2 separate regions of the Homo sapiens genome follow, and region 2 is linked to region 1. The links are chromatin contacts, found by Hi-C in ENCODE. All regions are on one chromosome and are shown on one strand. Each heading gives the region's core, a stretch centred on a gene start or an enhancer-like site at or near the end of the contact. The rest is flanking DNA. Distances are from core to core; before and after follow the strand shown. Region 1 holds the start of COL9A1 (collagen type IX alpha 1 chain). Region 2 holds the start of SDHAF4 (succinate dehydrogenase complex assembly factor 4).

What was found. A loop is a pair of places that touch in the nucleus more often than their neighbours do. Pooled maps may share reads with other maps.
Region 2: a loop to region 1 is called in a map of mammary epithelial cell, with 2.5 times the contacts of the local background. The contact joins the promoter of SDHAF4 here to the promoter of COL9A1 in region 1. A Hi-C loop is called at or near these places in 2 of 168 maps with a recorded cell type or tissue (Calu3 and mammary epithelial cell) and 4 of 50 pooled maps.

What each region holds. Positions count from the first base shown.
Region 1 is chr6:70,301,563-70,304,339 of GRCh38, forward strand. It overlaps COL9A1 (collagen type IX alpha 1 chain), which reads right to left and starts at 1,522. Exons shown (of 38, transcript NM_001851.6): 1 at 1,349-1,522; 2 at 439-512. The coding sequence starts at 1,362.
Region 2 is chr6:70,565,430-70,568,470 of GRCh38, forward strand. SDHAF4 (succinate dehydrogenase complex assembly factor 4) reads left to right here and starts at 1,501. Exons shown (of 3, transcript NM_145267.3): 1 at 1,501-1,575. The coding sequence starts at 1,512. RefSeq lists a silencer at 1,789-1,848.

The sequences.
Region 1 (2,777 bases), core at 272-2,771:
TGAGACTTCATCTCAAAAAAATAAAAATATAAATATAAAAAAGCATGGGCCTAACCATAATGGTACATCAAACATGCTCTTTATACTCTCCTCACCCCAAATTGTTGAGGTCCATCCATCCATCAGTCTATTTATTCATTCATCCATGTATTCACCCAACATTTACCAATCACCATCTGTACTAGGCACTGCACTAGGCACTGCAGCTCACAGATTGGCCTTCCTACCAACTGTGATTACTGACAGGACTTACTTTCCATACCCAGCATTGACCATGGAAAACCAGAACCTAATGTATCCCTGTGCCCCAAAGCTGGATTGAAGAGTGAGGGTGTGAAGGACTATGAATGCCTCACTCAGTCTTCAGTCAGCCACAGCCCTGCCTGATCATTTCTGGGAATAAGTGATCTTTGAAAGTCTAGAAACTATGGCCCTTACTGGGGCGACGCTTGACAGCTGCAGATGCCCAGGGTTCCAGGAAACTGCACACAAAGAAGAAAACTGGAATTTTCCTGAAGAAGAGAGAAGAAAAATGACTGAAACAGGAGTCCCCGCAGATGGAAAACACTTCCATATTTTCAAACCTAGTAAACCTAATTAATGTAAGGTGATCAAATCACAGTATAGTTTTTTTTTCATTTCTTTTTTTTTTTTTTTTTTTTTTTGAGACGGAGTCTCGCTCTGTCACCCAGGCTGGAGTGCAATGGCGCGATCTCGGCTCTTTGCAACCTCCACCTCCTGGGTTCAAACGATTCTCCTGCCTCAGCCTCCTGAGTAACTGGGATTACAGGCACGTGCCACCACACCCAGTTACTTTTTCTATTTTTAGTGGAGACAGGGTTTCACCATGGTGGTCAGTCTGGTCTTGAACTCCTGACCTCGTGATTCGCCCGCCTCGGCCTCCCAAAGTGCTGGGATTACAAGCATAAGCCACCGCACCCAGCCTTCATTTTTACTTTGAAACCCTACTGAGAGATGTAAGGAACTCATGTTTCCAGACCCCACTGTCGTTGTTGTTTTATTGATCTCACCTTCTCGGTATCTACCTATCTCACTGTTTTGGTACCTATTTCTTTGTCTCTGGTTTCTTTCACCTTTGATTTCCTTCCTCTCTTTTTCTGTGGCCGTCACTTTCTCTCCCTTCCTCTGTCTGTCTTCGGTTTTTTGTGTCTGTCTTCGGTTTCTCACGCTTGCCCTCTTGTCTTACTCTCTCATCCGTCTCTCTTTCTGTCTCTCACCTTGAGGCTCACCTACTCTCATCTTACCACTGCTGCAAAAATACAGACCCTTGGTTCTGAGGACCCCCAGCTCCATCTCCCCACCACTCTTTCCAGGGTTATTGTCTTACCAGCAGGTCTTCATTTTCCCAGTTGATTTTCTTTGTTTGCCAACAGTCCCTATGAAGAAGGGGTTGGAAGGGAGTCACTGTCCCCTCACGACCCCTTCACTGTTACCCTAGGACTATGTGTTCTGGGCCCAGCCTTGGTCCCTCCTGCCCCCGGTGAGGGCTAAAAGCAAAGGGAGAGAACCAGAGGCATCTCGTGACACTTTAAACTGAAGCAAAGGAAAGGGGTGGGGAGAAGCAGCGCTCTGAGCCCAGGCCTAGGGGTGTGTCCTCAAAGCTAACAAGGTTATACTGAAGGAGGGATTTACAGGGGAAAGTTTGCTGAAAAGAAAAAAATAAAATCAGGATGTGGGGAAATTCACCAGAAAGATCCAGGCAAGGTGCTATAGGAACACAGTAGATGCTTTTAGATCTGCTATAGGAGTACAATGGCAGCTTTCAGAACTGCTATAGGAATACAGTGGAAGCTTTCAGAGGGCTGAGGTTCCAGTAAAAATGTGCCCACTGGGAGGCAGAGGTGTGGAAACTCGTGGGAGCCTTGGTGCCCGATCAACCTAAGTTTCAATCCCTGTTTATTCTGAAGCTTACTAGCTGTGTGTCCTTGAGAGAGTTACTTCACCTTTCTGTAACTAGATGCCCTAACTGTAAAACAGATTGAAAATGCTTACATTAAAACAATGGTTTTGAGAATTAAATGAGGTATCAAAGGCAGAGGGTCTAACACCCAACAATCATTATTTGTCATCGTCTTCATAGCTAACGCTTCATTATGCACCTCCGTCTGTTGAAAATGCTCAAAGCTTAATGCCATTTAATTCTCACAACAACATTATAAGGTAAGACTGAAGTTACCCTTATTCTCCAAATAAGAAAGTTGAGGAAGCAGAAAATGAAGTAACTTTTTCAAAGTGCCATGCCTATTACTAAATACACATTCCCTCTCTCTACCTCATGGATAGAAATCCTGATAAAATGTAACATCAAGCCCCCTACTTGTTGTTTATTCTTAAACTCTGAGACTACCAGAGTTGAGCAGAGGACACTGTATCTGGAAAGAAGCAACATATTATCCTCCGTTAACAAGGTGAGAGCAAATTACAAGGAGCACAAACCTAGAGAGAGGCATGTTATCAGCATCGCTACCACACATGCCATGCCGTCTCTCCAGAACCTGAGCACCTAAAGAGAATTCCCTATAGCCCCCACATCACCCCCGTTACCACCCACTCAGCATGGCCAACCTCTGGCCTTGTCTTGAGGGACACGGGTGGTTACTCCAAAAACCAAGACTCTAAAGGTCAGAAGATCCAATGATCTCAAAAATCACAGTACAAGCAAAGTAATTTTTAGGTGAACTTTTTTTTTTTAAGAGACAGGGTCTCAGGTCTCGCTCTGTCCCCCAAGCTGGAGTACAGTGGCATAATCATAGCTC
Region 2 (3,041 bases), core at 251-2,750, 260 kb after region 1:
GCACTTTGGGAAGCTGAGAGGGGTGGATCCCTTGAGGCCAGGAGTTTGAAACCAGCCTGGTCAACATGGCGAAACCCTGTCTCTACTAAAAATAGAAAAATCAGCCAGGTGTGGTGACATGTGCCTGTAAAAACATAAAATACATAAATAAGCTAAATTATGCATGCTGGAAATAATTTTTTTTCCCTGTTCTGTTCCTTCAGGGCCTCTGTTAAGTGGGGCTCTAAATATGAAAAGCAGTCAGTTGCCAGCTGGGCCAGTTTATTGAGCAAAGCCATCATCCGACTTTGAATTTTTTCCTCAGTCAGCTAGTCACAAGGAATTCATTATTAAACTGTAGATATAAGCTAAAGGTCAAAAGCATGATATTAGGACTGTGAGCTCCCTACAAATGAAAACTGTTTCCGTTTTGACTTTGGCCCAGTTCTGTGTATCCCACTTTCTCTCTTTTTTCTTTTTCTGTTTTTGAGATGGAGTTTTGCTCTGTCTCCAAGGCTGGCGTGCAGTGGCGTGATCTCTGCTCACTGCAATCTCCGCCTCCCGAGTTCAAGCGATTCTTCTACCTCAGCCTCCCAAGTAGCTGGGATTACAGGAATGTGCCACCTCGCCCGGCTAATTTTTGTATTTTTAGTAGAGTGTTGGCCAGGCTGGTCTCGAACTCCTGACCTCAGGTAATCTACCCGCCTCGGCCTCCCAAAGTGTTCGGATTACAGGAGTGAGCCACCTTGCCCGGCCCACTTTCTCTTCGTAAAAGGATCTCCTTATCTAGGAGAACCAGATAATTCTCAGTTCATGATAAGAAGCTTCGATCGTATAACCACTTGATGTCACATGGTCAGACACTACCAAGGCGCAATAGCTAGCCAGAAACTTTTCTTTAAAAGAAAAGACAAAATTCCAGAATTCTGGGGGCCTTCACTATGATTCTGTAAATATTTCCACGAGTTGCACAAAGCATCCAGGTCTGCCACATCCACTCAACGCTATCAGAGCTGGTGGGATGTAAGGGTTAAGGGGCAGAGCTCATTGCACTGGATCCTGGCCTGGATGGAGAGCCTTTTCTTGCTTTGCACCTCATTCAAAAATGTCGCCTTTCATATCATCTGGTTAGTCGGTCAGAATGGACGAACTAGGAGCTGACTGAACAAAGATTTAAAACACAAAACAGGGAGAATTAGGTAAAAGAAGCATTTTACATGAGTGAGAGAGTAAAAGGTGCTCAATCTTTGTAAACTATAAAAGGGATCTTCCACGGGCCATTTCGGCTCAGACTGACAAGCATGAACGGAACGGAATTATTCCCTCTTCTAACTGCAGCCACGATTTGGCGTTTTAACACCGGGCTCAAGGTAGCCTGGGTCTCTCTTGGCCAAAGAGCCCAGGGATGCCTCTAACTCCTTTTCTAAAGCCGGCCACGGAGGCCCCGCCCTCTGCAGGGAGGCTCCGGATCATGCCCCCTGCTCCTCCCACTACTGCTTTGCGCCTGCGCGGAGGCTCGGGGAGTCGGCGCCATGACCCCATCGAGGCTTCCCTGGTTGCTTAGCTGGGTCTCGGCCACGGCGTGGAGAGCGGCAAGTAAGCACCTGGCCTCGGGGCCACGGTCGCGGGAGGGGTCGTGAAGGCCCAGGCGCAGAGAGAAGCGCCTCCCGCGGAGGAAGCCGCGTGTGTCCTGGCCGTTCGGTGTTGCCAGGGGCTGCCCAGCTTCTCCCGCCCAGCCGCCCACCCGGTGGCCTGGGCAGGTTCCTGCAGCGCCCCGGGTCTCGGGTGGGACTAGAGCGAGAAAATCGCTAAGGCCCTTTCAGCCCCCGGGACGTCCGCTTCCTACCGAGCACGCGGTGGCCCAACAGGACCACAAACGTTCCGGGTTGTTCCTGTGGGAGCTCGCAGGGCACACCGCACTTCGATGCCCCAGAGAAAAATGGAAAAGAAGGCCCTTTGGGAATGGGAGTCATTGATTTACTTATTTATTTACATCATTATTTACAGGAATCCGCGCTCCTGGTCCAGGCTCCAGCAGAAAAGGATTTGTGGCAGTTTACAGTTTATCTTTTAAAAATGGGAAAAGTGCAGAAGTGAGCCAAAGGCAAATAAGTATAACGTAAATTAGATGAAGCCAGGAATTGTCAGTACAGAAAAAGCATTCATGCTTTCAGTAAAACCAACATTTTTAAACCCATTGTTGTTGGAAATTTTTCTCAAGATAATACAGTTAGCAGCCCAGACTATGCAAAACATAATTTTATTTATTTATTTATTTATTTGTTTATTTATTTTGAGATGGAGTCTCGCTCTGTCCCTCAGGCTGGAGTGCAGTGGCGCAATCTCGGCTCACTGCAAGCTCTGCCTCCCAGGTTCACGCCATTCTCCTGCCTCAGCCTCCTGAGTAGCTGGGACTACAGGCGCCCGCCACCGTGCCTGACTAATTTTTTGTATTTTTAGTAGAGACGGGGTTTCACCGTGTTAGCCAGGATGGTCTCGATCTCCTGACCTTGTGATCCGCTCGCCTCGGCCTCCCAAAGTGCTGGGATTACAGGCGTGAGCCACCGCGCCCGGTCCGCAAAACATAATTTTAATATATGACACCTGGAGAAGTTATGTAAGTTGAAAACAGTAATTATTGCCCTCAAATGGTGCCAGATTTCTATGCAATTTGTTTTCCTTTGTGCAATCATTTTACCCAAATACAAACATTTTACTTAATTGTATAAGTTTTAAATAGTCCAGAAATGAATAATACAGAAAGTGAAAGTCCTACATTATCCAAACCTCAAGGTAATAACGTTAAAATTTTGTAGGGTTCATTCAACATCCCCCTTTAACTAGTTTTAAACAATTATGAATTATTCCATATATATATATGTATACACACACACACACGTAGCACACATGTAAGCTATGTAGCAGTCATGTAAGCTATGAAGCACAACCAGCATCTATGAACTTATACTCCAATTTAAGAAATAGTCTCTATTGCCAAGGAGGTCTCTATTTGCTGCTTCCTGATACAACTGTGCAATGGTGTTTTTAATCTTTATAGAAAT